Linked DNA regions of Homo sapiens: region 1 is linked to region 2. The links are chromatin loops, found by intact Hi-C in ENCODE. Cell type or tissue: CD14-positive monocyte. All regions are shown on one strand. Each heading gives the region's core, and the rest is flanking DNA. Links, peaks and the distances in the headings are about the cores only.

Region 1 (16,169 bases), core at 5,024-13,023, 140 kb after region 2:
CCCGGAGAGCTGCATTTTTAACAAACTCCCCACACTGACAATCTTTGCCAACCCTTCCCAGGCAAATCTTGCCCCCACGTTCATGGTCTCGCCTCCCAGCAGGTTTGGCCCACCCAGCTAGAGCTCCAGCTCGGCCCTTCCTAAGCCCCAAGTTGCATAGCTGCCTGGTGGGTGCGTGTTCCACAGGTACCTCGGACTCGCCCTGACCCCAGAACGTCTCTTCTACGCCAGGCCGATCCCTCCTGCCATCCTCTGTCTGTTAAATGGCACTGCCATTGCCTGCAGGACGAAGTCCATATTTGCTGGTTTGGCTACAGAGTCCAGCGTCGCCTTCCTCTGAGCAGCCTGCAGCCTCTGGTGCAGCCACACTGCACAGCTTGCAGTTTCCAGACACGCATTGGCCTTTGCAGTGCGGCCCCGAAGTGGGAAGGCCCCGCCCCTGGCCCTGGCCAGAAAAGCACCCACTCATCCTTTCCCATCCCAGCTTGCCCGCTGAGTGACTTTGAATCAATGATTCATGTTGTCTGTGCCTCAGTTTCCTTAACCTTAAAGTGGCATAATAATTAGTTCCTGCCTCATGGAATTGTGAGTGCTAAATAAACAGTAAGTCTAGTGCCCGACATAAAAGTGCTCAGCATACGACGATCATGAGCCATGTCTAAGCAGGCGCAAGCCCTCCCAGGCTTCTCATCTGCAATATTGGCCATTTCTCTTCATGCCTCAGTGTCCTGTTTGAGTTGAGCATGTTTTTTTTACAAGTGAGTCTCTCCTCCATTGGCCGGGAACCGCCCGAGAGCCGGGAGCATTTGTCATTCTTGATGGACCCCCAGGTCTTAAATCAGTACTTGACCCTTAAGAGGTGTTGGCCGGGCGCGGTGGCTCACGCCTGTAATCCCAGCACTTTGGGAGGCCAAGGCGGGCAGATCACGAGGTCAGGAGTTAGAGACCAGCCTGGCCAACATCGTGAAACCCCATCTCTACTAAAAATACAAAAATTAGACAGGTGTGGTGGTGCGCGCCTATAGTCCCAGCTACCTGGGAGGCTGAGGCAGGAGAATTTCTTGAACCCAGGAGGCAGAGGTTGCAGTGAGCCAAGATTATGCCACTGCACTCCAGCCTGGGCAACAGAGCAAGACTCCATCTCAAAAAAAAAAAAAGAAGAAGAAGCAGAAGAAGAGAGGTGTTTAGCAAGGCTTGGTTCGTTTGGTGAATTAACTCAGTGAGTTAACCACCATTAACGATGGTTAAGGACACTTGGGCGCTGGCTCGATTTGACTCCGAGCTTTACCGATTACTTGTGTGACTTTGTGCAAGTTAATTAACATCTCAGCTTGTTTTCTCATCTGTGAAATGGGGATGATACTAGCATGTACCTCCTAGGACTATAGTGAACTTTTAATTAAGATAATTATTGAATTTAACAGGTAGTTTATTAATGAAATTTACATAGGTAATTGTGGCGCAGTGAGCCCAGGGGCTCAAGGTGTTAGCAGTCATCAACAGTGCTATTTGAAACTGTGGGTGGATGAAGAGGTGAACTCAACACCACAAATATGACAGAGCAGTAACCACCATGGAAAAGAAAAGAGAGCTTATGTGTCTAGGACACCCCAAGAAATCTCTTCTGAATGAATGATGGCAATGAAATAGCCATTAACAGAGGGTAGGCTGGTTTGTGCAGGGTTGGAGGCTTTTCCAAAAATAAATAACTTTCAAAAAATCTCAGCCAGGCGCGGTGGCTCATGCCTGTAATCCCAGCACTTTGGGAGGCTGAGGTGGGTGAATCATGAGGTCAGGAGTTCAAGACAAGCCTGGCCAAGATGGTGAAACCCTGTCTCTACGAAAAATATAAAAATTAGCTGGGCACGGTGGCAGGAGCCTATAATCCCAGCTACGGCAGGAGAATCGCTTGAACCCAGGAGGCGGAGGTTGCAGTGAGCTGACATAGCACCGCTGCACCCTAGCCTGGGCAACAAAGCAAGACTTCGTATCAAGAAAAAAAAAAAAATCAATCTCGGGCCGGGCGTGGTGGCTCACGCCTGTAATCCCAGCACTTTGGGAGGCTGAGGCGAGTGGATCACTTGAGGTCAGGAGTTTGAGACCAGCCTGACCAACATGGAGAAACCCCGTCTCTACTAAAAATACAAAATTAGCCGCCGTTGTGGCACATGCCTGTAATTCCAGCTACTCTACTCGGGAGGCTGAGACAGGAGAATTGTTTGAACCCGGAGGCGGAGGTTGCGGTGAGCCGAGATCGCACCATTGTACTCCAGCCTGGGCAACAAGAGCAAAACTCTGCCTCCAAAAAAAAAAAAAAAAAAAAAAAAAAAATCTCTTTTCCCAATATTTGTAATACTGGGAGTGTTCAAGTTGATTTAAAAATTGAGTCAATTGGAATCCATCCTCAGCTCTTAGCTGTGAAGGGAGAGCTGCCCCTTCTTAGGGATCTCACTTCTCACAGCAGGGGTGCTTCTGTGTGTGGACATCCTGGTCAGCTGGTCCCCTGCTGTCTTGTGGGGCTCACACCCAGGCACTTGATTCAGCGGGGTCTGGGTGGTGTCTCCTTCCTCCTTCCCACCCCAGTAATCGCTATAGCCTTCCCAGGCCCCCAGGTTGCAAAGCACTCTGGACTAAACCTCCTCCAGGTTCTGAGGGCTCCATAGGAGGAAGGTCTAGGCCAGAACCGGCCCCATCGCTGAAGGTGGAGCCAGGGTGGCCGGCCGTGACCGGTGTTTATGCTGTGAGAGCGGCTTTGGCCCTGCCCATTGCCCTGGATGGGCTGCCATCCCTTTTCAGGAGTTCAAAACCACATACTGAGCCCATCGGTCCAAAGGACCATCATCTCATTTGATCCAAGCACAGGGCAAGGGACCACATGGACAATGGCTGCTCGTGGCACCTTCTTGCCATGCAGCCATGTCATGGTGTCACTTGTCACGTTTCCTGGCACCTTCTTGCCATGCAGCAATGTCATGATGTCATTTGTCACGTTTCTGTTCCATTCTTTTCGAGCAAGCAGGAAGCCACGGGGCTACCTCAGTTGCTCTTAGCCAGTAGCTCTCTCCACAGGTAGGCCTTCATCGGAGGGGAAAAGCCACCTTAGGGTTCCAGAGCTCAAGGGCGAATGATGCTTTCCACCCACTAATTTAAATACGGAAGCATCAGATTGTCTGCTTCTCAAGGAAAAGAGCTGTTACCATCTCTGTCTCTTCAATGGGACCCACTCCTGGGCCCCACAGCAGGGCAGGTGCTCAGATGAATGGTGGCCGCCTGCCTGTGTCAGAGGGTCGGCCTAGGCAGGTTCCCCAGTCCGCTGGCCCGGGACGTCCTCCTCTCTCCCGGCCGCTCACTGTTCAGGACAGCCCGGGCCCCCCCCTGGGGCCTTGCAGGAGAGCTTCTGTGATCCACTGGGTGGCTTTGAGGGTAGCTCCCAGGAAAGGCTGCCTCAGCCCCAGCGTGATGGGGACGGGTAGGGGCCGATGAGGCTTCCCAGAGCAGCGATGGCCTTAGGTATTGCCAGAAGGAAACCTACTTTTCCTCCAAGATCAGAGGGAAGGATGAGGTGGGGTGTTGGAGCATCACCATATATATACATCACACACACAGGGAAACACTCCTACTTGGATGGAGGATCTTTGCTGTTCTGTTGAGGCCAGCCTGATCCTGGAGGCAGGGCAGGGCCTGGCTGTTGCCCAGGCTCCAAAGAGGCGCCAGGGCGTCCCTTAGTCCTTACACTTTCTCCAGAACCTGCGGGCAGCAGGAGGCCCTTGTCGGGACAGGCAAGGGGGGCGGTGGTGCGGAATTGTGGGCGTGGCAGTCGGAGGTGCCAAGCCCGGGGAGGCGGGGCTTCCTGGGAGCATGCGTAGTGCCGGCTCTGCCTGGGCGGGGTCCTAGGCTGCTGCTCCCGCCTCCCCCGGCACAGGTAGGGCGCCCCGCAGACCCGGACAACGCTGGGTGTGGCTGAAAACAGGGAGTCATGGTGCGTTCTGGGGAAGGGTCAGGGCTGGGGGCTCGGGCCCCTGGACCAAAGACTCTAGCCAAATCCATCGGAGGCTGAGCAGGGCGATGGGGCAGGGCCGGGGGAGCCGTGGGGAAATGGGAGGGTGTGGGCCGAGCAGCGCCGGAGGCAGGTACCGACCATCGCCGGGTTTCCCAGAGGGCAGTGGTACCTGTGCCCACATGTGCGGCCTTTTTTGTAAAGGAACCTATCCCAACCCGAAGGCCCAAACGTGTGGCCGTGTAAGTTTAGTTGTGCCCGGAGTCCCAGGAGAGCCCGGACTGAGGGCAGCCAGAGGCCGGTGTCCGCAGAACGGCCCACGAGGCCTTCGGCTCAGTAGCCTGGAGTTTGAAATGCACCTTGAGCTTTAATGGCCTTTTCCTTGTGAGAATTCGAGTTAACGTGCCTGCTGGTGCTTTTGATGGGTGAGGACGGTGAGGCAGGCCACACATCTCGCTTCTTTCCAGAACACTTCTGGGTAGTCGTTCAATTCCACATTTAATCCAAAGCCAACAGTTCCATGGGTGACTGTGCTGCTGGCTGTAGGAAGCCGACTGTGGACAGATGAGGATAATGGTCTGAGTGAATTAGCAAGTCTGGAGAGGAGCGCCCATCAGCAGAATGACAAATTTAGGATCTTTAAAGACATCTGGTCAGCGATGCCGGAGCTCGTGATTGACTGAGTGATTAATAATGGAAAACCCTTACTTCAGTGTTTCCACGGCCCTCACCCACTTCCCCAGCCGGGGCGGCCGTCTGCTCAGCCTGCCAGAGACCTTTCCAGCTGAACAATGGCGGCATTTAGGCCCCTCATCTTTGACCTCTGCTTGGGAGTTCAAAGCTTCCTTTTCCTTCTACTTACCCCACTTATCTGCGTGTTTTCTAATTGATAGTGTACTGAGATGGCTCCCAGTTCCCACGCACATTTGCTAGAATGTTACCTTCACACAGTGCGTACCAAGGACCTAGTGCCAGCCAGAGCCTGGCACCTCAGGGTCACCCTAGGCGTCCTGCTCATGGTTCCCTATCAGGGGCTTCCCTCAGATACACACAGCCCCTGGGCCTGTTGAAAGGCTGACGTTATCCCTCTTTAATTCTGCGGTGGATTTTTCTCCAGGCTAAGGCAGCTGGATAAGCACAGCCAGGCCACAGCCCAGCAGCTGGTGCAGCTCCTCAGCAAGCAGAACCAGCTTCTCCTGGAGAGGCAGAGCCTGTCGGAAGAGGTGGACCGGCTGCGGACCCAGGTACTGTGCAGAACGCGGCGCAGGTGGGAGTCCTTGGGCGGGCGTCTACAGGTGGATCTTTTATGCACCTCAACAGGCCGGCTTTCTCACGGATCACATCGGTTAGCAGTAAGCTGGGAGGGAGGTCCCGAAGACTGTGCTGGGCACAGTGCAGGACCCAGAGAAGCGGAGCCATGGGCCCGTCCTGGTGAGGGAGTTAAAGTCCGTGCAGGTGAACAGACCCCGGCCCGCGAATCAACGAACCACACCGAGTGCCAAGTTGCGCCGTGCAGGCTGCGGAGGGTGCGAGAGCAGGGAGAAGCGGGAGGACGGCCGTGGGCGGCAGAACAGGCTTTTTGGAGGATGGTGGCCTTGAGCTGCCTCTGAAGGTCGTGTATGGTTTGAATTGGTTGAGGAAAGAGGTGTTCCCAATTAGCAAAGTCGTCTTGAATGGAAGGCAGGCATCTCATCCTAAATTAGCTGACTGATTACTGGGCTAATATCTGGAGTGCTTGCAGAGCACCCGGCAGTGTTACACACAGAACATGCATTAATTCCCTTTACCCTTGAACAAGCAGGCGATGCTGACTTTATTGTCTTCATGGTTTAGATAGGGAAACTAAGGCCCAGACAAGCATTACAGCTGGCAAGTAGGGACACCGCAAACGGAGGCTAAGCCTGACTCCACAGCCCAGGCTTTCCCCATTCAGGTTAGATCCGGGGCCACCAGCAGGGAAAAGGGAGGAAGGAAAGTGTCCCGGTGAATTTGGAACACAGTATGAAACCTCGTTTGCTAAATCGCTTCTCTTCCTGTCAGAGAGGCTGTGCATTTTGCCCCGTCAAGCAGTTTGTTAGGATAATGAGGTGGTCCGTGGGCTGACCAAGGCCTCCGCCTTTAATTAGGATTGCACCCAGGTGCTCTGTGAGTGCCCTGGGGACTTCAGGCAGTAAGTGCTTGGAATGATTAATATGAAAAATGCATCTGGAAATGAAAACGAAGAGGAGTCTCATTCTCCTCACAAAATGACCCTGTGCTCAAGGAACCTGTAAGTACTGACTTTTCCCACTCGGTCCAAAATCCCTCTGCCAAACATGTGTTCACAGACAGTAAATGAGCACACCCAGGCGCCACGGAGCTAAGGCCTGGAGGTGGAAATGCCTCTACTGTCCCCATGCTTCTGAGACTGCTCCCAGGGACTGTGGGGGAGCGGGCCGCTCAAAGTCCGAGCCACAGCCGCACTGCCACAGCTAATCTAGGAGGCGAGGCCTCACCTGGCACGCTCCATGGCAGGGCCCTGGAACCTGAATTTTGCCAAGCTGTTGGGATGATTCTGGACGACACTACATTTTGAAAACCTCTGAAGTGTTTGGAGCTGGAAAGAACAGAGAATTATTCCAGGTTGTGTCACTGTGCTGAATCCCCTGCCCCCGCTTCGGACAAGTAACTTAAGCCTTTTTCCAGCCTCAGTTTCTCCTCTGCACAGTGGGCATGGTGCACGCCTGGCTTCACGGGCTACTGGGAGTGCTGAGTGCAGGCGGGATGCCCCACGGGCCCTTGGGCACACAGGCTGAGGACGTGTGAGGGTGTTTCCTTTCTCCCTCATCTTCAGAGGGTCCTGGGAGAGGTTCAGGGAAGGCAGAGGCCTGCAGAGCAGCAGCTGTGGGACCAGTGCCACTCCCCTCCCCTCTGCTTTCAGGATGACCCCCTCATCCTCCACCAGACCCAGCCCAGAACCCAGCCCTGTGGGCAGGTCCCCAGGGAGGGCCCCAGCAGCACCTGCTTTAGGCCTGGCCAGCCAAAGATCAGGACCACTGGAGCCACTAGGTCTCCTGGCAGGTGACTAGGCTCTTGTCACATAGGAGGGAGGGACCGTGACTCCTGGCATGAGTGAATCTTCAGCCTCTAAAGCCAAGAACTCTGTCAGACCTCAGGTTGTGGGGAGTCTTCCGTGGAAGCTGGAGCACACGGCAGCTTCCTTTGGGCTCTGGACTAGATCAGGAGAACGTGGGCTTTGCCTTTTAACTCCCCATCTGCCTGCTTTACAGCACACTTAGATCTTAACATGGATCACCGATGCTTAGAAGCTTCTTCCAGGGCTTTAAAAATCTGGCTATTGCCAAATGAGTTGCAAAATTTTCACAAAACGCATTAAAAAAACCCCAAACCTCAAAAAATCCTCAGAAAAACTAGCAGGTCTTTCTTTCTTCTTTTGCCTGAAGCAACAGCAATGATTTGCCCATTCCTGTGCTATCTGATACTGGCCCATCTGGCTCATCTCTAAAGCGGCCTTTCAGATTCAAATATTACACTTGGAGTTATTTTAATATGAACATGACAAAAGAAATTTGGTAGAGGGAATGTTGGCTTTCAGTTGCAAATACTAGTGGTCAGAGAGGAGGCAGGGATCCAGGTTTGCAAGCTCTCTGCTGAATATCTAAACCCAGAGCCTGCTTTTTCTGGCTAAGCCTGGCCTTCACCTCTAGGTAGGGGCTGTCAGTGGGCTTCAGCCTCTGCGATGCCTTCTTGTCATGGAATCAGCTTGAGTTGTGAGTTAGGCTTCTGCTGAGCCATGATGTGGGCGAGGCTGCTGTAGGTTCGAGCAGGTATTTTGGATGCGGTGCCGCCTGAGGGCTCCGGAGTGCTCAGCCACCCTCTCTGTTTTCCTGGAGTGGCCTGTGGGTCCAGATCTTGGGCAGCTGAGGGTTAGAGCTGTCCTCATGTCCGGGTTAGAGATGGTTTAACTAAAGGCTTCCGTTTTCTCAGCCTGGATGAGTTAAGCTTAACTTAATTTTGCATGTCAAACTCTAAACATCTCTGTCCACTTAATACCCAGAAGAGAATGGGTCGGGCAATGGTTCCAAAGCAAAGTCCACCCCTTTCCTTCCCTCCCTGTCCTGGGTCCTGAGCCCCGCTGCCCCTGGTGGTGGGGCTCAGGCTGGCCTGTGGCCTCCAACAGGAAGTGTCTAGCCTGTTGGCAGGCTTCATTATTCTAATTGTTTCTGCTTGAATTCTGAAACACTCACAACAACATGGCTGGCAGAGGGAGCCCCTGGTAGTGGTAGCTGCCACATGGATGCTTTTGGCCACGAGAACCCCCATCCTCCCCGCTCCCCGGCGCTGTCTGCGGTGGGCAGGACTCAGGGCACTGGCTCAAGCTCTCGGCTCGTTTCTTGGCTTTTTTTTTTTTTTTTTTTTTTTTGAGACGGAGTCTTGCTCCGTCACCCGGACTGGAGTACAGTGGTGCAATCTCTGCTCACTGCAACCTCCGCCTCCCGGCTTCAAGTGATTCTCCTGCCTCAGGCTCCCAAGTAGCTGGGATTACAGGCACCCACCACCACACCTAGCTAATTTTTTTGTATTTTTAATAGAAACGGGGTTTCGCCATGTTGGCCAGGCTGGTCTTGAACTCCTGACCTCAAATGATCCGCCCACCTTAGCCTCCTAAAGTGCTGGGATTACAGGCGTGAGCCACTGCGCCCAGCTGTTTTTTTTTTTTTTTTTTTTTTTGATGAGTTTTGTTCTTGTCGCCCAGGCTGGAGTACAATGGCATGGTCTTGGCCTACTGCAACCTCTGCCTCCTGGGTTCAAGCAATTCTCCTGCCTCAGCCTCCCAAGTAGCTGGGATTACAGGTGCCTGCCACCACGCCTGGCTAATTTTGTATTTTTAGTAGAGACTGGGTTTCTCCACGTAGGCCAGGCTGGTCTCGAACTCCTGACCTCAGGTGATCTGCCCACCTTGGCCTCCCAAAGTGCTGGCATTACAGGCATGAGCTTTGCCCGGCCTCTTGGCTTGTTCTTAGTTTAGGGTGACTACAAATAATGGCATTATTGATCTCCTGCCTCACCTGGGTTCGGAAACAACTTCAAGAAAATAGCTTTTAAATGTCATGAAATGGCTCTTACTTGTCCTTGTGGAGAAACAGACACTGAAGCACTAGCCCAGCTTTGCCTAGATGCAGTTCCCCACACTCTGTATTCCGGGAGGGTCAGGGCCTCCAGACACACACCCTGGCCTGTCTTTTGTTTGAGACTGGGCTGGGTAGTCGCACTCTCGCCCTCTTGAGAGGCAGGCCCTGGCTGGGGGAGGCTGAAACCTTGGTGGTGGGGGTGGGGGGAGGGGGATTCGGGGTGAGGGTGGTGGGTCTCAGGGGAGTTTGGGCAGGGCCTGACAGCTTGGAGCAGGGTCAGGGGTCTGCGGCCCAGAGCCTGGGGGCTCTAACATCTGGCTAGGAAGGTTGGAGCCAGCTGGTGAGGAAACATGAGTCTTGGGGAGAATGGCATCTGGGACAGGGGAAAACAGAAATTATCTGTCCACTTAGAGGATGGTCTCAACCATCAAGATGATTTTCTGTGTCTGCTTTCTTATTTGGTAATGAATACGGTTTTGGCTGACTTGCATTTTCTGGTAGCCGTCGTATCCTGAGCAGGCTGCTTGGTTCTGTCTGCAGTGTTCAATCTGGGGAGTGATTCCCTTTTAGTCCCCTCATATGAATCACTTACAGTTTAGAAAACAGAGTCGGAAACTGACTTGTCAGTGGTTAATCAGTTGGCCCTATGACTTTTAAGCATTCTTGGCAGTGAATTTACTTTCTAATTTGATTTAAACTTGTGCATGGATCCAGCAGCCATATGTGATTATATTCAAGATCATCGACATTATCTCATTATACCAAAGGACTCATAGAAGAGAGCCGAAAACAAGCAGGGGACACAGAGACACAGAAGATGATGAAGGGAGGAAAGGCCCATTGCAACTGGAAGCAAAGGGAGAAGGGAGGTTCTAGAAAAGTGACAGCTCTCAGGGAGCAAGACTCCCTGCCGAGGGAGGCCTGGCTGCAAGGCGGAGCTGCTGCAGGCTGCCCATGTTAGGCCTTGGAGGTGTCACCTAATTTACTGTGGTCCTTCCAGGAGCCCTGGGGGCCTCGCCCAGCTGACTTAGGAGCTACCACAAAGTTAGCTACCTGTAAGACAGATGGCGCTTGAATAGAACAGCAAATACATTGAATAAAATAAATTAAAAAGCCTCCTCCTGAACCAAGATTTTTTGGAAAGAATTCTAAATAGATGAAAACAAACAATTTGATTTCAACCAAATTGTTGTTTTTTTGTTTTTATCCTGATTTTCACCCGAATTGTCAGTCTCAAAAATAAACACTGATACATTCCCAGAAAATATTTTTCAAATAAAAACTGACTCTGTTAAAGTTTGCCCTGATTCTTTCAAAACTGTGTACAAGACACTGTCAACCAAAGTGACTTGCATATTTTTTTAAATAAACTTGAACATATGCAGCTAAAATGTCATTAACTCCCTGCTGCCTGAGTGTTTTTAAAAAATGACACAAGACCCTGGGTGCTGCATGTCTAACATAAGCATCTCGCGACCTTCGGAGAAACTTCCCCAAACACCTCCAACAGCAGACAGTTAAACTTTTTGTTTTTTGACTGAGCGCCCCGTGTATAATTAATATTGAAAAGCGCATAGGGCTTCATTTTAGCCAGACTTGCTCTTCCGTTAACAGTTCACTTTGTCCAAGAGTGAGTACTTTCAGAATAAGAATCATGGGAGAAAAGTCAATTGAATTTTATATTCCTTCAGATACATTCACTCTACTTATTGCTTCCTGAGTCAGACATTACATTTCACAATATAAATTCACAATCAAGATTTTAAAGGGAGCTAAATATTTTAATCCAATTAGACAAGTGAACAAAACACTGAATATTGCATGTAGTGTAGATAAGTGGTTCTTGCCTTTAAAAGACTGTAATTCCGTCACATTACAACCCCAAATGTCAGTGTTGTCTTTATTTTTAACACTTTCAAACATGAGGCAGCCAGAGGCTCCACTCTCTGCTGTTGGTGACACTGTCTGTCCTTTGGGAATTCTTAAAATCTATTTACCATGGAAACATGGTTCATATAAAACACAGACCTGCCTGTGTGTAGAGGAAGTTCTCATGACTCAGGGGACTTGAGAAAGCTGGAAGATGACAAACTCAGACCCCACGGTTGGGAAGGAACCCTTGGGCTTGGGTGCGCCCTGGGGAGGACAGGTGGCACCGCAGAGCCAGGGCCTCCACCCCGGCCTCATGTGTGCTGGGGCCTCCCTGGCCTGTGCGGGGCCGCCTCCCTCTCCCCGCCAAGTCCAGCTCGAGATGCTGTCTTACGGAACGTCCCACTTCATGTCTGCAAGGCGGCCTTCTCTGTGGATACCTTTCCATTCCTCTGGTTTCTGCGGCCCTGTTCCTTTCTCGGAGCCCAGAAGCAGCAAAGCCAAGCCCTGCGGTGGAAGGGAAGGAGGGCTTTGAACTCTGACTGCGGTGTGGAGGCTGTTATCAGGGGCCCAGCCGGGCAGCCAGGAGGGAAGAATGGCCGCTGCCCTGCGATGGCCTTAACCGTGAGCCCCCGCCTGCTTTGCAGCTGGCAGAGCCAGGTTCCTGGAAAGGCCTGACCCGGAGGGGACGAGGCCCCTCAGTGAGAACTTCAGTCGCTGTGCTGGGGACAGCAGGGCCGCAGGGGCCTGAGGGTGGCTGACTGCCCCTCGGCTCTGTAGAGGAGTGCTCCCTTCTGACAGGTGGGCGGTCCTGCTCGAAGGCCGCGTTTCCCCGACGTTCTGCCCAGCATGCTGAGGGCACCTCTCTCCTCAGTGCGTTGGTGGCGAGCCAGAGCTCACGTGGCTTATTTCATCCAGGTTGCCTTCCCAATTTGGCAGCTTAATTCCGTAGATATCAAACTGGCTGCCCCTCATCTGCCAGAGCAAGCAGGAGAGCCTCGCATGGGAGAGTCTGGACTTTGAGGTCAAACTGCCTGGATTCGAATCTCAGCTCTGCGTTGCTTCAGAGACATGTGTTAGCTTTCATGTCACTTGATTTCTGGCAGAGAAAAAGAAAGAACCAGCTTCCCTTTAAAAGGAAGTGCCTCATATTACCCAGAGCCCAGCACAGATGATTATGAAACCAACAGGATTAGTGCTGAGATCATTGTGGGCTTGAAAGGGCCATTTGAGATAAATAACCATTTTGTACAGATAGAAAAATAAGGCCCAGAGAAATGAAGTGAATGGAATTGGGAAGTGGCTGGGCAGGGAAATGAACTTCTTCTCAGGCCACAGGATGTGTGGATGGGGGCAGGTACCCGAGCGGGTGCGGGCGGAGCCGGGCCTGGCTGGAACAGCTGCCGAGCCCTGGCCCCGGTGCCCAGAACACGAGGCGGAGGCGGGAGGCGAGCCACCAAGCGAGGCAGGGGCTGCCCTGGAGCTCTGTCAACTCAGGGCCAGCTTTGAAATGCCCCAGATGGAGGTAGGGGGAGGGGCCTGCCCTCTCCAGTTACAAATGGATGCTTTATTGCCAGACACACAAGGAACAGGACCACGTTTTGACTTGGCCAAACAGAGACAGCGTGCCAGTGAGCAGAGCGGACAGCAGGGGGGGAAGGGGTTGTTACCTTCAGAAGGGTTGGCTAGAGCCACCCACGGAGACAGTGAAGTGCGAAGCCCGGGCAGGTCTCCTGTGAGCAGGGGCGAGGGGTGCCACCATCTCCCCGGGCTGCCACTTCTGGCTGGTTTGGGAACAAAGCAGCAGCAAAGGCTGGCTGGACCCCACAGTGTGGTTGCCTGGGGAACAGTTCAGGTCACCCAGAGCAACTGATTTCTTACACTCAGAACTTAACAAACTTTAGAAATAAATGAGGCAGGGTTTGTGGAGAGATGACTCCGATAGGATTTAAAATGAGAACAAAGAAAATGGGTTAGCAGCTGTGTGCCTGCAGATGGGGGCACGTTTCCACCACCTGTGGACAGCACGGCAGGGGAGCAGTGGCCAGGGCGCCCTGTCGCCCCCCTCTGAGCTGCAGGACAGCCACAGGAGGGCCACAGCAAGGGCCATGATGACAAATGGAAGGGCAGAAGGACGGGAGACACTGGCTGAGGGCTCATGTCCCACTGGCATACGCACGCTCTACTCTCCTGGACGAGACCATGATCACTGTGGTGTTGATGACAGGACTTCCTGGAAATAAGCATCGTGGATATCCCTAATGGCAGACAAGCCAGATGTGGGCAGTAACTAAGGCTTCTGTCTCGGTCAGAGAAATGTGTGTTACCAAAGAGTCAGCAAATGGAGGCGACAAAACGGTGACCTCCTAGGACAAATTATCCAGCCCTCCAGTGCTGACTGAACGCTCACCATGGGTCAGGCACGGCTGTAGGCACGGGTGGGGGGGGGGGCGTTGAGCAGTGAACGGTAAGTTCAACAGTGTGAAAGTGGGGATGGATATGGGGCTTCTCACCTGAACCGCAGGAAATACAAAGCCCATAGAGATGGCCATGGCTGATCTGCCGCAGGAAGGAATCAGGCTGACTTTTGATTGGTTCCTGGTGAGGCCCGTACATCTGTGTCACCCCCATGCAGGCCCACGGAATCAGGAGGTCACCCGTTTCTGGAACAGCTCCGATAGTGATAAATTGCTAGGTGGCCTGGGAGCCCACAGGCATTATGTAGACTCATCATGAGAAATGCCTGTTTCCTGGAGCTTATCAAAAAATTCCGCAACACATTTTACTTTTACTTCAGGTCTTTACGCCTATTCTGTATTGTGTGTACGTGGGTGTGTTCTCTACCCAAAATTCATCACTGCAGCCTTGAATTCTGGGCTACAGCAATTCTCCTACATCAGCCTTTTGAGTCGCTGGGACTACAGGGGTGCGCCACCACACATGGCTAATTTTTACAATTTTTTTTGTAGAGATGAGGTCTCACTATGTTGCCCAGGCTGGTCTCGAACTCCTGGACTCAAGCGATCCTATTGCCCCAGCCTCCCAAAGCACTGGGATTACAGGTGTGAGCCACTGTTGGGTTGTTTTTCTTTTGAAGTGTTATCTGTTGGGATTTATGCTTATCCCTTTTGTATTCAGTCATCCTAGCATTTCTAAAGTTAGGAAGCCACTGTGTCAAGAGCGAGGCCACCAGGCCACCTGCCTTATGTGGCCAATCCATGGAGCAGGGGTGGAGGGCCATTCAAACCAGTCATTTAGCAGGACTGTGCTGGGTCAGTTCGATCACCTGGCCTGGAGGGCACGTCAGCTTGGTGCAAACCCTGCGTTTGACAATCAGATCGTGTTGGTGGCAGTCTCCGTGCTGTCAGTATCCCACTGAGGACAGAAGGGAGTCCCCTCTGCAATGGCAGGGCTCTAGGGCATAGTGCATGGGGTGGACTCCTCATGGGCCACTCAGACAGGGCCTGGAGAACAAAGCATCCCGTGGGCCCAGGAAATTGTCCACCTGGCTCCACGGGCCTGGGAGGGCTGTGTGCATGGGATGGCAGGTTTACGAGGAGGAGTGAGGCCTCCTGCCGGAGCCCCACCTGCATTCAGCCTGAGGCCAGGCCCCCCACCTACTCTAACTACCCTGCTGAGACCACCCCACTACTCACAGACCTGTTCAAGAAAAAGTTGTCCTCAGGGTCTCTCACACACTGGGAAATCTACTTGAAATGTAAACATTACTTTTTCTCATTTTTCATAAAAGGCAACAGGCTGATGTTCATATATTTCTCTTGAATGCGGATTCAGTTTCACTCATTGCCCTGTCTTGGAAATCCCCATGTTAATGATGGCTTAAATTAGGTTGATAGAGTCCTCCCTTGGAGTCCAGCTTGGAAAATCCTCACTGGAGAGGGGCAGGCCCACTTCTCTTTTTGGAAGATGGTTCCTAACTAAAGAAAGAGGGACCAGATTGGGCCCCTGGCCCTGCAGTGCGTCCCAATTTATCTGACGTAGAAACCGGGATTTGGAAAATACCATCCTGGCTTTTCTCTGGACTTCACAATCTAGAGGGCGAGGACTGTGGCCCAGTCACCTTCCCACACAGTGCACAGTAGAAACTCCAGACATGCTTTGTGGAGTGGAAACATTTCCAGTGGCTTCTGACTCTAGTTCCTGATGTGGTTTAAACTAATTTGGGCAGCCATGGCAGCAGAGGCCAGGAACAGTATTCAATACTTTCTGAACTTGTGATTCTCCCCCAACCTGATCTGCATGAAGCTACTTTGGAACATTTGTATCTGCGTAAAACTAAGAGACCTCAGTACACCCAATCCCCTCTTCCAACACATGTGAGGTTTCCATGTGAAAGTACTTTTTCATAGGTTACAATAAATTGCTTGCAGTTACAAATTTGGAGGTGTTTCAGCTTGTATTGTTTCACGAGGAATTTCTTAGGGGCACTTGGCCTACACCCTGTTTTTGTTCTAGAATTACCTGCCGTTAAGGTCAGATAAATTTTCAGTAAACAGATTATGGCACAAATCAATGTGTCCTTTCCCGGACAGAAGAGATGGCTCTCTGGCCATGTCCTAACACCAGACTGTCCTTATTTAAGAGGCAGGCGTGTCTTTTGTCTAGGTTGTCTTCAAATTTAACCCATTAAACCAGTTAACCTTATTTCATATGTGAAGGGCTTTGATGTGGACAAGATGAGGCACAAACTTTTCATATAATTTCCACATTTTTAGCAACAGGTTTTTTTCTCCAACAACAGTTTTCATCATAAAAGGTGACTAAACCAGCAAATGAGAAGACAAATAACATTGAAGAACATGAGCTATTGAAACTTACTTTTTATTATTTTTTCCAGTTACCCAGCATGCCACAATCTGATTGCTGACCTGGATGGAACAGAGTGAAATAAATGATTTACAAAGAGATATTTACATTCATCTGGTTTAGACTTAATATGCCACAACGCACCACGACCTTCCCAGGGTGACACCGCCTCAGCCTGCAGTGGGGCTGGTCCTCATCAACGCGGGCGCTGTCCCCGCACGCAGTCGGGCTGGAGCTGGAGTCTGACTCTAGCTGAGCAGAGCTCCTGGTGTATGTTTTCAGAAATGGCTTGAAGTTATGTGTTTAAATCTGCTCATTCGTATGCTAGGTTATACATATGATTT
Region 2 (16,169 bases), core at 4,466-12,465:
AACTGCAAAAATACATCAGGAAAGAGTCTCAGTTATTTAAAATTCCATTATAATTTTCTAGAGGAAAAAAGATCAGGGACAATAGGAGTATAATATCACTTGTAAAGGAATAACTTGTTTAGAAGCATTTGCAATATTAGAAGTATTTGCAGTATTAAATCTCATTTTAATTAATCCGTGATGGTATGGAGGCTAAAGTTGCAGGATTTACAAGGAGCAGTTTTCATTTGTAAACGTTTTCTGATAATAGTGAAACAATAGTAGTTTTCATAATGACGTTTAGTGGTATGTTTTTAGATAGAGATGTGCCTTTTTAGGAGGTCACAGCTTTAGGAATAAAACCTCTGAACAGTTACAAGATGTTTGTGATGTGTTGTGAAGTGATGTGCTTGTTACCATTTTTTTTTCCCAGACGGAATGTGAGGAAATCTTATAGGTACTCTTTTTAACTGTTTTGTATTGAACAGACAGTTTCAGAAAAGAAGTCGTGGTGTCTCATTCCATGGATGATTTGGAGTAGCAAAGCAGCAATTGTTCTTTGGTCTTTCAGCCATGACCTGACCTTCTGTCTGTGAGACCAAAGAACTACTTTGCTTGGCCACCATCTGCACTCAAGAGAGAAATTTACATTTAACTTTTAAAAGCGGGGCATGTTGAGCATTTATCTGAAATACCTACAATAATATAAAGTAGATTAAATGTTTAAGTGTTGTGTATCTTACAATTCAGCATCACAAGCAGGCTATCTGTAGGTTTGCAAACAAGGTGTTCTTCATAATATAGTCATTTTATTCATATTTTAGTTCATCTGACCACTTGATACATTTTTAAAGTGGGTGGGAAACTGTGAGATTGGAATGTGTGAGAACAACAGCTTTTTTGATGTATACAAAATAGGGCAAATGGTTAACCACCAAAATAATTTTCCTTGTGACCTGAGCCTTGGCTCTGGCATAATTAGAAGGAAAGGTTAGGAGAGTAACAATGGCAGTCGCTTCCACCCACTTTCTTCTTTTCTTCTTTATATTGTGTCAGGAACCGATGGGCGGATTATCCTTCCCATCAACTCCTTTGTATCTCTTCAGCTTAGAGAATTCCTGTCAGCCTCAGAGGATGCTTCTTGCACCAGAAAAAGAGGCATTTGGTATGGAGGAGAATGTGAAATATGCTCTTTGATTTTTATGAGAAATTTTTTTAGGCAATGGTTATACACACACACACACTCGATCAGGGGAATTTAAAAACATGTATGAGGGTATAGGGAATATTGTAATGAGTCCTCACATTTCCATCACCTACACTCATCATTTTGCCCGTCCTCTTCCTCAGTCCTATTCCATCACTCATCATTTTGCCAGTCCCCTTCCTCAATCCTATTCCATCACTCATCATTTTGCCAGTCCTCCTCCTCAATCCTATTCCATCTATCTCACTTTTTTCTCTCTACTTCTGTCCTCATCGTCACCTTCATCTTCTTTGTCATGTTTTTTCTGCTCCACCTTCTCATCTTCATCTTCTTCTGTCTTCTTCCTCTACCTCTTTTTCTTCTTTTGCAGAAGTATTTTAAATGGATCTCAGACCTTATGTTATTTTACTCATAAATACCCATGTGGATCTATGAAGGATATTTTTACATACTATGTCATTATCATACCTAACAATGTTAACAATACTTCTTTAATATCAAATAACACCCAGCCTATATTCACATTTCTTTGTCTCAAAAATGTTGATTTTACAGTTGGTTTATTCAAATTAGGAGAACAAGTATGTTTTTGTATGTCCAATTTTCTGGTGTTACCCTTTTTAATAGGAAATAAACAGAACTCTTAGTAAAATTTCATCTTTCTTTGTTGTTGTCTGTTAAATTTTGTACATAATGTTTTGATTATGCTTTATTTTTATAAAATGCCTCATTGTCATTCTAAAGAGGTATAAATTAATCCTACAGCAAAGTATGTGAAGGAAATGGCTACCACGCAGCATTCCTGATAATCATATCCCAAAAGGAGCTTCCTCGCATCCGAAACCCCAAATTCAGCATTAATTTCACAGCCTTGTATTTAAGATTTGGACATGTTGCAGGAGGCCCTAACATGACAAGGATGAGCTGACCTGAAATGAGTGATGCAGAAATAGAGTTTTTTTGTCAACTTCCCTTTTGGTAAATTAATCTGAGAAGACGATTCTTTATAGCCGCTAACCTTTGATTAGGGCCCAGTGCAAAGTGAAAATACAGGACCCTTTTGTTCAGAAAGCAGGAAAGAAGTGATATTAAAAAGAACTAAAATATAAAACATTTTCCTTTCTTCTTCAGTCTCTCTCTCCTTGCCCCTCCTCCCTCACCAACCCAGGCTGGACATGCATTTTTTTTTTTTTTCTTTTTTTTTTTTTTTTAGGACGGAGTCTCCCTCTGTCGCCCAGGCTGGAGTGCAGTGGCGCGATCTCGGCTCACTGCAAGCTCCGCCTCCCGGGTTCATGCCATTCTCCCGCCTCAGCCTCCCGAGTAGCTGGGACCACAGGCGCCCACGACCACGCCCGGCTAATTTTTTTTTTTTTTTTTTTTTGTATTTTTAGTAGAGACGGGGTTTCGCCGTGTTAGCCAGGATGGTCTCGATCTCCTGACCTCTTGATCCGCCGGCCTCGGCCTCCCAAAGTGCTGGGATTACAGGCATGAGCCACCGCGCCCGGCCTGGGGCGGGAATTCTTACCTCCCTGTCCAGCTCTAAGATGGCAGGGATGGGCACACTTGACTCAATCCTCTCTAAACACACATTCAGGATTCTGCCAGGGGCAAAAGACACAGGAGAACACACACCTCCCCCAGTGACATACGCACCTCCCCCAGTGCCCTGGTCCCACCCTAGGTGGAGGGACCCACCCCAGCAGCAGGGCAGGGCGGGATAGAGGAAGCTGGAGAGGAGTATATTTCTGAGAACTGCGTAGGGCTGCAGTGAGGCAGTGGAAAGATGAGACCACATACAGGAGTTCAGTCTCCATTGTTCCATCAGAGTACACCTACAAAACACAATTCTAGCCGGGCGTGGTGGCTCACGCCTGTAATCCCAGCGCTTTGGGAGGCCGAGGTGGCGGATCACCTGAGGTCGGGAGTTTGAGACCAGCCTGACCAATATGGAGAAACCCCGTCTCTACTAAAAATACAAAAAAAAAAAAAAAAAATTAGCCGGACATGATGGCACATGCCTGTAATCCCAGCTACTCAGGAGGGTGAGGCAGGAGAATTGCTTGAACCCAGGAGGCGGACGTTGTGGTGAGCCGAGATCACGCCACTGCACTCCAGCCTGGGCAACAAGAGCGAAACCCTGTCTTGGATAAAAACAAAACAAACAAAACAAAAAAAAAAAAACACAATTCTAAGATACAATTGCTAATAATTTCAAGACATTGACCACAGAGTATTAAACTGCAAGTGTAAGGACCCTTCTGAACAGCACATGTGTGACTGCACTGATCACGTGCCCAAGAAACTGCCATAACCAGGGGGATGGGCAAATGGAGATTTTGCATACTAATATATGTGTATATATCCCCACTCACATATACAGACACATATGCATATTCAATATGCTAATGTGCCCAGTATTCATAAAAAAGTGTTAGCCAACTACAGCTCATAGGTCAAGTCTGGCCTGCTGTCTATGTTACAAATAAAGTTTTATTAGAACTCAGCCATACCTACTCATATATGTATCACCTATTGCTACTTCCTGCAACAACAGCAGAGTTGAGGAGTTGTGGTAGAGACCATATAGCCCACAAAGCCTAAAATATTTACTGTCTGACCCTTTACAGAAAAAGTTGCCAATCCCTACCTTGAGTATAGAAATACAACTGTATTTTTTAAGTTTCCTCTGACTTACTAGGATGCTGAGCTTTGAGTTTGAAGACCCATGTATCTTAAATAATAACAATGGTTTTAGAGTATTTTGCAGTATAACAAATGTGCCACATCTTTAGTCTCTTAAAAATCTAATGGCATTACTCAGCGAGTGTATCACTGATAATCATGGCATTTTCTTATTAGTGGCACATGACTTACTAGTGGCTTGGATGGGAGTGTAAATACCGTATGATTTTATATTTACAATTTTGTTTTTAGGTTGGTTCCAATTTTATTTTTCAGAGATAAGAAGGCTGATATAGAAAGCGTCTTTCTTTTTTTTTTTTTACCGGCATTGTATAAATTATAATTTTGGAGTTGTGGCTACTACTGAGTAGAAAACATCAAGTTTGAAATGACTTTAATGGAGCAATCAAAGCAAATATTCAGGGTGGGGTATCTCTGCAAAAGAAATAGATCCAAAAATTTTGGCTGGAAAAATGAGGGCAAAAAAGGATTTGAGGGTTGCTCATATCTACAGCAGTGATTCAGCACTTGGACACTGACATTAAGGATGGAGTGTAAGGACACAGGAATTATCGCCTAAATTCAGTTGAATTAACTAGACTGTTGGAAGAAGTGCATCTATATTGTATGGCTTTGTGTAAGGAGAAGAAGGCCTGCCTGCAAGCCCTAAAAGTCAGTCCTTTTTTCTTTCTTTTTTTTTTTGAGACGGAGTCTCATACTGTCGCCCAGGCTGGAGTGCAGTGGTGCAATCTCGGTTCACTGCAACCTCTGCCTCCCAGGTTCTAGCAATTCTCCTGCCTCAGCCTCCCAAGTAGCTGGGACTATGGGAGCACGCCACCACCCCCAGCTATTTTGTTGTTGTTGTTGTTTTTTAGTAGGGACAGGGTTTTACCGTGTTGCCCAGGCTGGTCTTGAACTCCTGAGCTCAGGCAATCCACCTGCCTCGGCCTCCCAAAGTGCTGGGATTACAGACGTGAGCCACTGCGCCCGGCCTATGTCAGTCCTTTTTAAAGTTAGAGAAATATAAAAGCAATAAAGAAAAGTTGAAGAATTGTACCTTTTACTTAGAGAAGACTTCAACATTGCTTCACATCTTCAAGGATTTGACAAATTATTTCAAGGAAAAAGTTAAACACCTGATTTGAGTCTTCAATATGGACAGAACAAGAACAAAGGGATTTAACTACAGCAACTACAAATCACAATAGCCTGAAACAAGAATTTTCTGACAGTAAGGAGATTGAAATTGCTGCAACAGGCCATGGAACCTTTTCCCTGGAAGTTTTAGTTTTAAATAGTAGCAGCAATATGATTTACCTGAAGACCCAGCTCATGGACCTCTGAGGTCCAGTCTTCTATTTGATTCTGGAAGCGTCCTAGAAAGACATCGTTGTATCTTTTAAAAGTGGGTAACAGCAGTGTTAGTCTTTTCTACTTGAAACCTAGCACTTACAGATTAAAGTAAAATCCTGTTCCGTTCTATTCTCTGCTTTGTGTCTTTAAAGCTGTGTACTCTTTTTCAGAAGGTTTTTGGGGAATATGCTAAGATAATGGATGACTTCTCAAGAGCCAGACTTCAGAAACTTATCCAACTACCACCTGCAGTCTCACTTCTCCCTCTACAAAATGACTGGGAGAGGGGCCATTTGGGCCTGCCTTTGGTACATGTAATCACTCGGTCCTGGTGATGACAGAGTTGCTCTCCAGTATTCTTCACACCCTCTTTCAGTCTGTAGACTTAGCACATTCTTGTCCCTGCTCCCTACGAAGACAACAGCAGTTCCAGAGGGCTTGGCTTACCCAGACCAGTATGCTAGACACTGTGGGGGTAATAACTAGGAGACCCAGGTCCTACCCTTAGGGAGTTTATATTCTAGTTGAGGAGTCAGAGTACACATTAGAACATGCCTTAAGAATACTTGCAAAGCAGCATATCGACAAGTGCAAATTAATGTAGTGTGAACTTCATGCTGGCTACAGCCCATGAGAGGGAGAATCTGGTTCCATGTGTGTGATGCAATAAAGCTTTTTTATAGCATCTTCTCTAAGTATGCCCTAAAGCATTGTTCAGCATACTTAGAGAAATTTGTGTTCTTATCGCAGCCTAACCAAGAATTCTGAGAAAATTCTTCAGCCTAACATATGTCTAATAAATCAGCCTCTTTTGTTCTTGTCCTGGATGATGCTTGAATGGGACAAGTAGGATTTATTGGATTATACAAATAATTTAAAATATGTTCATTTAATAAAAGTCTAAGTTATTGATTGAACTTATTTTTCTAAAATGCTGTGCCAAATTACTTTCTTCATCTAAAATCATCATGTTGGTAAAATCACAAAATTAGCAGTAAAAAAATATAATTCAATTTTTCTGCATAAAGAAGCAGTTCCAAATCAATCCAGTGAATAATACCGAGTTGGAGATCATTGGGGCATTTAGCATTTAGTCACGTTGTTAATGATTTAGGCAGTTGTTTTCTGAGGCAGGGTATGTATACCTCATTCATAGAAACACTGACTTTTCAATTAACATGCTCAAAAAAAGAATCTATTAATTTCTGCTTGTTATTTGATTTTCCAACAAAGATGATAATGCTGTTTAACATAATAATTTATTTTACAAAATCAAATGTATAAGCAGAGACAACACATCTGAAAATAGCAATTTAGGTATATTTAGAAGATAAGAGTACAAATAGGAAATAAAACAAGCTTTCTTAGAAATAATATGCCTTATAGGAGAAACATTAAGAAATAAATATTTGCCTTTGGATGGGAATAGAAAACTGTAAACTGGACTCTAAGAATATTCCTGTGTGCCCTGAAGAAATATAATGTTTGCTATATTTTCAGTTTCAGTGGATGACATGTGTTTTGGTTCTTTGAACATTTTTTTGCATGCTTGTTTTGACTGTAAAAGTTGACTTACCAGCCAACTGCCAACTTGCAAAGTGCCTTCTCAGGTACCAACTCTGCAGTTCTGGTAGCTACCAGGTAGTGACAGTTCTTTAAATGTGTCCATGCAGCCCAACAAGCTGAGAGACATTAGACATAAGACAACTACATATGCTTTCTTTTTGTTTATAGTCCAGAAATATTAGTACCTATATCCAATATAAATATCACTAATTACTACATATGCATACATTTAAAAAAATTTATTGTATAAACATAAGCACATTAACAGAAGCCAGTAGTTCCATCACCCAAACAGTGTAAATTGTTTTTATTTTTCTGTTTTACCTTCCACTTTTTGTACATATGCATCTATAATATTTGCAAATATAAATAGATTCTAGTTTTGGTTTTTGCTTTTTTCATTTAACATTATCTTAAGCATTTTTTCTGTGTTGCTCCTTATTCTTCATAGTGATCACTTTACTGTGGCCATTTACATATACCTGTAAGGGAAAATGATAGTAAGTTAGATTTTGAGAACAGCCACTATGACAGATTTAGAGCCCTTTTGCCCTAAACTTCATATGTTGCTTTAATTCAATAACCATATATTATGTGCACTCTACTTAGCTATAATCAATTTCTGTCAGAAAGGAGTATGTAAACCAGGTATGCCAATAAATATATGTCAAAGAGAACATAGTAGCTATCAGCAAAATGCAAAAGGCATGGGAATTTGGGAGGGGAAAGATAACATCCTTGCAGGGTGGTTAGAATGTTGCCTAGGGCCAGCCGTGGTGGCTCATGCCTGTAATCCCAGCACTTTAAGAGGCTGAGGCAAGCAGATCACTTGAGGTCAGGAGTTCGAGGCCAGCCTGGCCAACGTGGTAAAACCGTGCATCTACTAAAAATTCAAAAATTAGCCGGGTGTGGTGGCGCGCGCCTGTAATCCCAGCTACTCGGGAGACTGAGGCAGGAGAATTGCTTGAACCCAGGAAGCGGAGGTTGCAGTGAGCTGGGATTGTGCCACTGCACTCCAGCCTGGGCAGCAGAGCAAGATTCCATCTCAAAAAAAAAAAAAAAAAAAAAAAAAAAAAAAAAGAATGTTGCCCAGCACGGATAGAAGAAGAAATTTATTTGGTTAGAAGGTTCAACATGGCAGCTTGAGCAAAGGAATGGGGGTGAAAAAGGAGGGTGCATCCAAGAACATATGTGTCTTTTGGTTCCATAGCATTTTTGTATAACTGACCTCCATTATTTCAAGTGCCACTTCTCTGTTGTAATAGATTGCTCATAGAAAATGGGTTTTAGTAACACTCAGAATCCCAATATAATTGTCTCCTTGTAATATACTGTATGCCCTGCAGTCAGGCACAGAAGTCATGGTATCGTTTGGGAATGTATGCATATGTATTTCATTTGCTTTGTAGTAGGTTTTATGTAATGGAAAAATTTTAAGATTTTTCAAATTTCAGATAACATAAATAAAATGTCATTTTATTTACAGTGTTAGAGTCATATAGGATTGTTTTCCTAGAAATAAAGAATTGACAATTATCTTGATTTGTGGAGGATTAGCACATGACTGTTGATGAAAGGTGAAACACAGATCATACAGGGTACTACTTTACTTAAGGACCATGAGTACAAAGTCATGACTTTCTGATTTAGCTTTTCCAGCTAATTTCCTGAGCAAACCTCTCAGAGCCTCAGTTTATTTCCCAGTGAAGTGAGAAGCTTGGACAAGTGGTAGCAAAAGTTTTCTCCAGCTGTAAATTCTTGCATTTCTAGAAACACAGGAAGTATTTCTTTGCCCCTCTTAATTGTGAATTAAATATTCATAAAATCAACAGAAATTGCATGGAGCCTCAAGTTTTATTCTGTATTTTCCAGTTATTCACTTTCACTTTATAAACATGACACTTTTGTTAAGATTATAAAAATGAATTTTGACTGTCATCTGCAATTTTAGACATTTTCGTTATGATTGGTAATAGAACAATAAAATGTCTAGCCTTGTAAAGAGTTAAGTTTACTTACAAGACAGACATCATCTAATTTGCAACAAGGATTAAAGCCCCACTCTGAATTAAAATTTCTACTGGAAAGATTTGAGGCACTGGCAAACTGTCAAAGGTAGTATTGTGCGAGAGTAACCAGCTTTTGCAAGACCTGTGAAAGTAAATCTCTTCGGCCAGAGTTTCTTAGGTGTGTGAACTTATGATGATCAGGAATACATTGGTGGATTCCCACTAGAGAAACGCACCATTAATAGTTAATGCTTTCACTTTCTGTTTTCACTTGTTGCCCTCATAAATGCAAGCATGGAATGAAAAGCTGTGGTAGTTCTGGACACAGATGACCTAGAATATGATCATCTTAAGATTTTGCTCTGGGAGTTCTTTTTAAAATCAATCAAAATGAAACCAAAAACAATTTTGCAATTGTCTTAGAGGTTTTACAGATCCCTGGCATGTTTTTCTGACCCTCACTGGAGTTCAGTATGAGACAGACCACGCTACAAAGAGATTCCTGATCTAACTCTAGGCTGTTCATGAGTGTTAGACACACAGTGTGAGACAGATCACCCTACACAGAGATTCCTGATCTAACTCTAGGCTGCTCCTGAGTGTTAATGAGTTGCAAGGTGTTTAGAGTTTTCATATTACTCTTCTTAACAGATGGTCAAGTTAATTTAACTCTTTTTGGTGTTAACATCTGTACTTAAGTGGATTTGTTACACTTACATTTAGGAAAAAGACAAGAAAGCTGCAGGGTCTTTATTTCTGGCCTGCCTTCTGCCATCCCTGAAAATTTCTGGAGTTTCCTATAGGAATGGAAAATTCTTCTTTGTATAAAATCTCTCTACTTACAACTGAAGTCCTGATACCTTCTCTCTCTCTCTCTCTCTCTCTCTCTCTGTCCCCTACCCTCTCTCCATGGTAATAAATTATACAAGTAGTAGTATTAGCCTTTCTTCATGAGTCAAGCTGTCATTGAAAATTCCCATTAAAGTGCGAGGGGACGCTCATATCTTTAAAGAAAGTGTGGCTGCCAAGGAAACGAGGGAGGTAAAAATAAACTTTTAAGGAGATCTTGAGATGGAAGAGAAAGAATCGTTCTACTCGAAAGATTATTTCAAATGCTACCTTTTCTGTTGGACTCTTCTTTCTTTCTTTATGATTAATATTATTATTTTGGGATTTGGTGTTTTACTCTGTTGTCCAGGCTGGAGTGCGGTGGCACAATCTCGGCTTATTGCAGCCTTGACCTCCTGGGTTCAAGTGATCATCCCGCCTCCACCTCCCAAGTAGCTGGGACCACAGGTGCATGCCACCACACCCGGCTAATTCTTTTTGTATTTTTTTGTAGAGTCAGGGTCTTGCTATGTTGCCCAGGCTGGTTTTGAACTCCTGAGCTCAAGCCATCCCTCCACCTCTGCCTTCCCAAGTGCTGGGACTACAGGCCTGGGCCACCGCACCTGGTGTGGATTCTTCTTTAGCTTGCTTAGAATGTTCTGCAAAGAAATCTGAATTCACTCATATGGAGAGGTGATTGTCATATCCTAGTTTGCATTAGAAACTTTAGGGTGTCATTTTCAACTAAATTTATCGTAGAACTGTAGGAGGGTCAGTGTTTCTTCCCTAATATACTGAAGGTCCACTATGTGTATAGCAAATTAAGCTATGCAAGGTTTTATATAATAAGAACCAGACATGTTTCATTTTAAAGGCGGCGTCAACACAGACTAACGAATACATCAAATATCTGTATGTATTTTTAAATCTATATGTAGATATATAGCTTTCTATATATCTTATTAATCTATAACCTTACTGTGACTTACTAATGATTTTTCTTGAGCAGAACCTGAAGTTTGAAGTATCTCAATGCTGAATTTGACATACCATAGACTTACTTCAATGGCTAGGAGAGCAAGAAAGATGCTAGAATTATCTTTAGTTATAAAAACAAGAAGAGAAAAGAAAAGTAGTGGCGGGGGGGTGGTGGGGGAAGTGGGAAGAGAAAATGGGAAAGACTTTAGAGGAAGACATTCTAAAGGCATTTATACTAAGAAGAATTGGGCTTTTTTTTTCCTGTTTATACTGTTTCACCTTAAACTATAACTCAGAAGAGGCAAACATGACCACCTATCCATCAGTATAATAATGCATCAGGATTTTCAGAAGGGAACCACAATAATGGATTTTAAAAAACCATTACTGGTATGAAAATCCCTTTTCCCCTACAACCACTGCTGATTGTCGAAAATAACTTCATGCTAGACATGGTGGCTTACTCCCGTAATCTTAGCACTTCAGGTGTCCCAAAGCAGGAGAATCGTTGAGCCCAGGAGTTTGAGACCAGCCTAGCCAACATGGTGTGACCCCATCTCTACAAAAAAAAGAAAAAAAAAATCAAAAAATTACCCAGGTATGGTGTCATGTGCCTGTAGTTCCAGCTACATGGGAGGCTGAGGTGGGAGGATCACTCACACCCAGAAGGTCAAGGCTGCAATAAATTGTGTTCATGCACTGCACTGCAGCCTGGGCAACAGAGCAAGACCCTGTCTGAAAAGTAATAATAATATATAATAATAACTTTATGTACTTTGGCATTTTTCAGAAGATGCTTCTTACCCACATAGCAATGGAATTTATGAAGGTAACTTTTGGGCCGGGTGTGGTGGCTTATGCCTGTAATCCCGGCGCTTTGAGAGGCCGAGGTGGGTGGATCATGAGATCTGGAGATCGAGACCATCCTGACTAATACGGTGAAATCCCATCTCTACTAAAAATACACAAAATTAGCCAGGCGTGGTGGCACATGCCTGTATTCCCAGCTACCTGGGAGGCTGAGGCAAGAGAATCGCTTGAACCTGGGAGACGGAGGTTGCAGTGAGCTGAGATCGTGCCACTGCACTCCAGCCTGGGCAACAGAGCGAGACTCTGTCTCAAAAAACCAAGAAAAAAAAAAAGAAGGTAACTTTTGTCTTTAGTCTTTCCTATTTCAATGGCCACATATAAAGGATGGAAGGAAAGGCTTCAGATAATAAAGAGCAATGGCTTGGTGGGCACCAAGGGTCAGAAAGACTTTAATAACTTAGTCCACCTCCTCCATTCTGTATATGATGAGACTGTGAGTCAGCTGGGAGTAATTACCTTATTTCCATGCAGCCATTTATTTAACTAATAATTAGTGATAACCTATTATGTGTTGCAAACAAATACGCACAGGGGTGCAATGAAAAATAAAAATATATTTACTGCTCTTAACAACTCTTATAGTTTGGTGAGGAAGTTAAATGTGCTGGGGGCTCAGCAAAGGGTGTGGCCTACTGTGGCGGGAGAGGGTCCAGAAAGATTTTACACATTTACAGTCAATTGATTTTCAGCAAGGATATTAAAACTCAATAGGGAGCAAACAGACTTTACAGTAAATGGTGCTGGGAAAACCTGATACCCACAGGTAAAAGAAAGAACTTGGGTTCCTACCTCATAGTGTAGACAAAAATTAACTCAAAATGGATGAAAGACTAAATGTAAGAGCTAAACTTAGAAAACTCTTAGAAGAAAACATAGGCATACATCTTAGTGACTTTGGATTAGGTAATGGTTTCTTAGGTATGATGCCAAAAGCACAAAGAACAATAGAAAAAAAATAGATAAATTGAATGTCATCAAAATTAAAAACTTTTGACCTTTAAAGAACATTATCAAGAAAAAAGACAACCCACAGAACGGGAGAAAATTTTTGGTAACTCATGTATCTGATAAGAGACTTGTATCTAGGATATGTAAGGTACATTTACAATTTAATAATAAAAAGACTCCTCAATTTTTAAATGGGCAAAAGATCCGAATAGACTTTTTTTAAAGAAGATATGTTAATAATAACTATATTATTAACAAATGATTAATAAACATGTGAAAAGATGCTCAACATCATTAGCTATCAGGAAAATGCAAACCAAAACCAAGATGAGAAACCATTTCACATCTACTTTGGATAAGTGTAATAAAAAAGACAGATAATAACAAGTGTCGGTGAGGATGTAGAGAAACTGGAACTCCCCCATAAGTTGCTGGTAGAATTTAAAGTCATACAGGCTGAAAAATATTCGGGCAGTTTCTCAAAATGTTCAACATAGAGATATCATATGACCCAGCAATTCCAGTCCTGGGTCTATACTCAAGAGAAATCAAAACATGCTACTCAAAAACTTCTACACGGATGTTCATAGCATTATTCATAGTAGCCCCAAACTGCCAATACCCCAAATGTCTATCAACTGATGAATGGATAAATAAAATGTGGGGTGTGTGTATATAGATACATATTACATGGCAGTAAAAAAGAATGAAGTAATGATACATTCTACAGCATGGTAGACTTACAATTGAAAACATCATGTTAGATGAAAGAAGCCAGTCACAAAAGACAACATATTGTATGATTCAATTTATATGAAATGTTTAGAATGGGCAAATCTATAGAGACAGAAAGATTAGTGATTGTCCAGGTCTGAAATTGGGGACAAATGGGAGGGACTCCTGATGGGCATGGAGTTTCTTTTGGGGTGATAAAATGTTCTAAAATCGGTTGTGGTAATAGTTGCACAACTATTTTATTTCCTCAGTCCTGAACTTCATGTCCAGGTAGAGATTTATTCCCTAGAGTAACTAAGGAGGAGGAGTGTTAGCCAGCACCTTCCTCCTTCCTCTTGGTGACTAGAGTGTTAGCACGTCAGTCCAATTCTGAAGTTCAATCATTGGAAGCCTACTTACCCATAGATTTGAGCCACATTCTCTAAAATTGATTTCATTGCTAATACAGATGAACAGGCTTGCTCCATACTGTTCTACAGGCTGTGCACTGCACAATTCCACAGATGCCATTTGCACTATAGTCATGGCGGCCTCACAGTGAATGTACTAAACTCCGTGAATGTACTAAAAACTATTCAATTGTATACTTTCGGTGGGTGAATTCTATGGTGTGTGGATGATCTTAATAAAGTTGTTATTTTAGAAAAAAAATATATCATCCAAGTCATATTTTAGCCCAGTCTGGAGGGAACAAGAGTGGGAAGTGAAGGCCATTCAGGAAAACAGGACAGAGTCACAAAGGCACTGTTCTGTGTGTACCTGGAGGGCACAAGCGGGTGCAACAGATGAGGAAGGAAAGACAGAGCCCCACAAAACTGAAATGACATGCCAGAAGTGGCTGTAAGGTCCTTAAAGTCAGGGTCTTAACTTACCCTTCATTGTGTGTCCGGTACTCGGCACAGAGGAGACCTACGGCAGATATTTATCTGTTGATTGAGTGAATGCATAGTGAGCTAAGAACAAACCTTGAATACTTAGTGATAGTATCTAAATGAGATGACTGAGCTTCTCACTCCTAGGTCAGTCTTTGTTGTGCTATGTCTGATGGAAAGTTTTAGAATCAAGATGAGAATAACTCCTTTTATAATGATACTCATATTTTAGCAGTTATATGTGTTGAAAATGTTTGATCAGTCTTTTTTATATTTAGTTGTTCTAGTAAGTATATAATGGTATCTCATTGTGGTTTTAATTTTCATTTCCCTAGTGATGAATGGTACTGAGCATTTTTTCAGATGCTTTTCTTCTGTCCATATATCTTCTTCACATATATCCACTGCTACCGTCTAGTTCAAGGTACTGTCGTCTTCAGCTGTGTTATTGCAACAGTCTCTTTTTTTTTTTTTTTTTTTGAGATGGTGTCTCGCTCTGTCACCTAGGCTGGAGTGCAGTGGCGCGATCTCAGCTCACTGCAAACTCTGCCTCCTGGGTTCACGCCATTCTCCTGCCTCAGCCTCCCTAGTATCTGGGACTACAGGCACCCGCCACTATGCCTGGCTAATTTTTTTTTATTTGTATTTTTAGTAGAGATGGGGTTTCACCGTGTTAGCCAGGATAGTCTCGATCTCTTGAGCTTGTGATCTGCCCACTTCGGCCTCCCAAAATGCTGGGATTACAGGCGTGAGCCCCCATGCCTGGCCAGCAACAGTCTCTTAACTGGGGCTCCCTGCTTCTCCTCATCTAGCCCCTTCACAGCATAAGGGCCAGAGAAAGTCTGTTAAACTTTCATCAGCCAGGTGAGGTAGCTCACTCCTGTAATCCCAGCACTTTGGGAGGCCGAGGCAGGTGAATCAGGAGGTCAGGAGTTCAAGACCAGCCTGGCTAAAATGGTGAAACCCTGTCTCTACTAAAAATATAAAAATTAGCCAGGCACGGTGGCAGGTGCCTATAGTCCCAGCTACTCGGGAGGCTGAGGCAGGAGAATCGTTTGAACCCGGGTGGTGGAGGTTGCGGTGAGCCGGGATTGCGCCACTGCACTCCAGCCTGGGCAATAGAGTGAGACTCCATCTCAAAACAAAACAAAACAAAACAAAAAAACAAACAAAAAACAACCTATGTCTGATCTTGTCACCCTTCTGAAACCATCCAGTGGTTCCTACCTCAGTAGCAGTCAAAGGCAAAGTCAAACAGTGACCCCCTCATGGCACGCATCTGCTGACCTACAACTGGGCAGTGAATATAGACATTTGCATTTACCTGTCTGGAACTTGGTCATTTTCGTTTGGGCCTGTTGTGTCAGCTTGTCCGAGCTCTCTTGGATCCTCTTTTCAACATATTGCCATAATAAATTATTCCTCTCAGGTTTATGTCACTGGTTAGCAAGGTGCTAACCAGTCTGCCCCCACGACCACTTCAGAGCCTTTGGACTTGCTCTTTTCTTCGCCGGGTTCTCTGGGATATCCTGTGGATCACAAAATAACCCTTCAAGTCATCGCTGAAATCATCTGTGTGAGACTTTCCTGACTACCTTGTTTTATGTTGTAAACCAGTTTCCGAGTACTCCTGCCCCCTTTCTGCTTTATTTTACTCCATATCTTACTCATTTGTTTATTATCATCTTTCCTTATCACAACCTTAGCTTCATAAAGTTATGCCCTCTTTATTCATACTCAACACATTTGCGAAAGCAAAACGTGAATTGCATTGCATTGCATTGCTCTTCCATTTAGCAATTTGGAATGGCTTCCCATTTGCATTTAGAAACATGAGTCCAAACTCCTTTCTACAGTTTATAAGGCCCTGCATAATCTCCCCACTGCCTGTCTTTCCACCCTCTTCTCATCCACCCTTCCCCTGTCCATTCAGTGGAGCCTCCGTGGTTTGCCTTTAGCTTCTCAGACATGCCATGGCCTTTGGACAAACATCTTCCACATATATTCTTTCCCACTCTTCCTTTGCTTAACCAGCTCTTTTTCTTTCTTTTGGTTTCCAATTCAATGTCTCTACTTCACTGGCTACTAATGTATACTCTGTTATTCTCTCACAGCACCTCATTCCCCTCCTTCATGGAGCTT

The links. Hi-C counts contacts between places; a loop is a spot of excess contacts. Peaks named below come from ENCODE experiments on the same cell type or tissue, not always from the same donor. Only the 100,000 strongest peaks of a DNase experiment are listed, where the experiment ranks them.
Region 1: it touches region 2 in a loop (2.3-fold over the local background); 2 of 110 quality-filtered maps call a loop at or near these places.

The regions. Positions count from the first base shown.
Region 1 is chr1:243,483,900-243,500,068 of GRCh38, forward strand. SDCCAG8 (SHH signaling and ciliogenesis regulator SDCCAG8) reads left to right here. Exons shown (of 18, transcript NM_006642.5): 17 at 5,115-5,241; 18 at 15,857-16,169. The coding sequence ends at 15,886. It overlaps AKT3 (AKT serine/threonine kinase 3), which reads right to left. Exons shown (of 14, transcript NM_005465.7): 14 at 15,825-16,169. Among named protein-coding and RNA genes, the nearest start is that of MIR4677, 150 kb to the left of the region's middle. RefSeq lists enhancers at 192-750, 5,940-6,463, 6,464-6,987, 12,254-12,905. In CD14-positive monocyte, for the core only: a CTCF peak has its summit at 8,174 (motif pointing left); DNase peaks (open chromatin) are centred at 11,202 and 12,162; H3K4me3 peaks cover 1,511 bases; H3K27ac peaks cover 2,692 bases.
Region 2 is chr1:243,345,657-243,361,825 of GRCh38, forward strand. All of the region lies in intron 12 of SDCCAG8 (SHH signaling and ciliogenesis regulator SDCCAG8), which reads left to right. It overlaps MIR4677 (microRNA 4677), which reads left to right and starts at 520; the gene lies at 520-599. LOC124904569 (a long non-coding RNA gene) reads left to right here and starts at 15,136. Exons shown (of 2, transcript XR_007066974.1): 1 at 15,136-16,169. In CD14-positive monocyte, for the core only: no CTCF peak of the experiment used is centred there; no DNase peak of the experiment used is centred there; H3K4me3 peaks cover 946 bases; H3K27ac peaks cover 1,278 bases.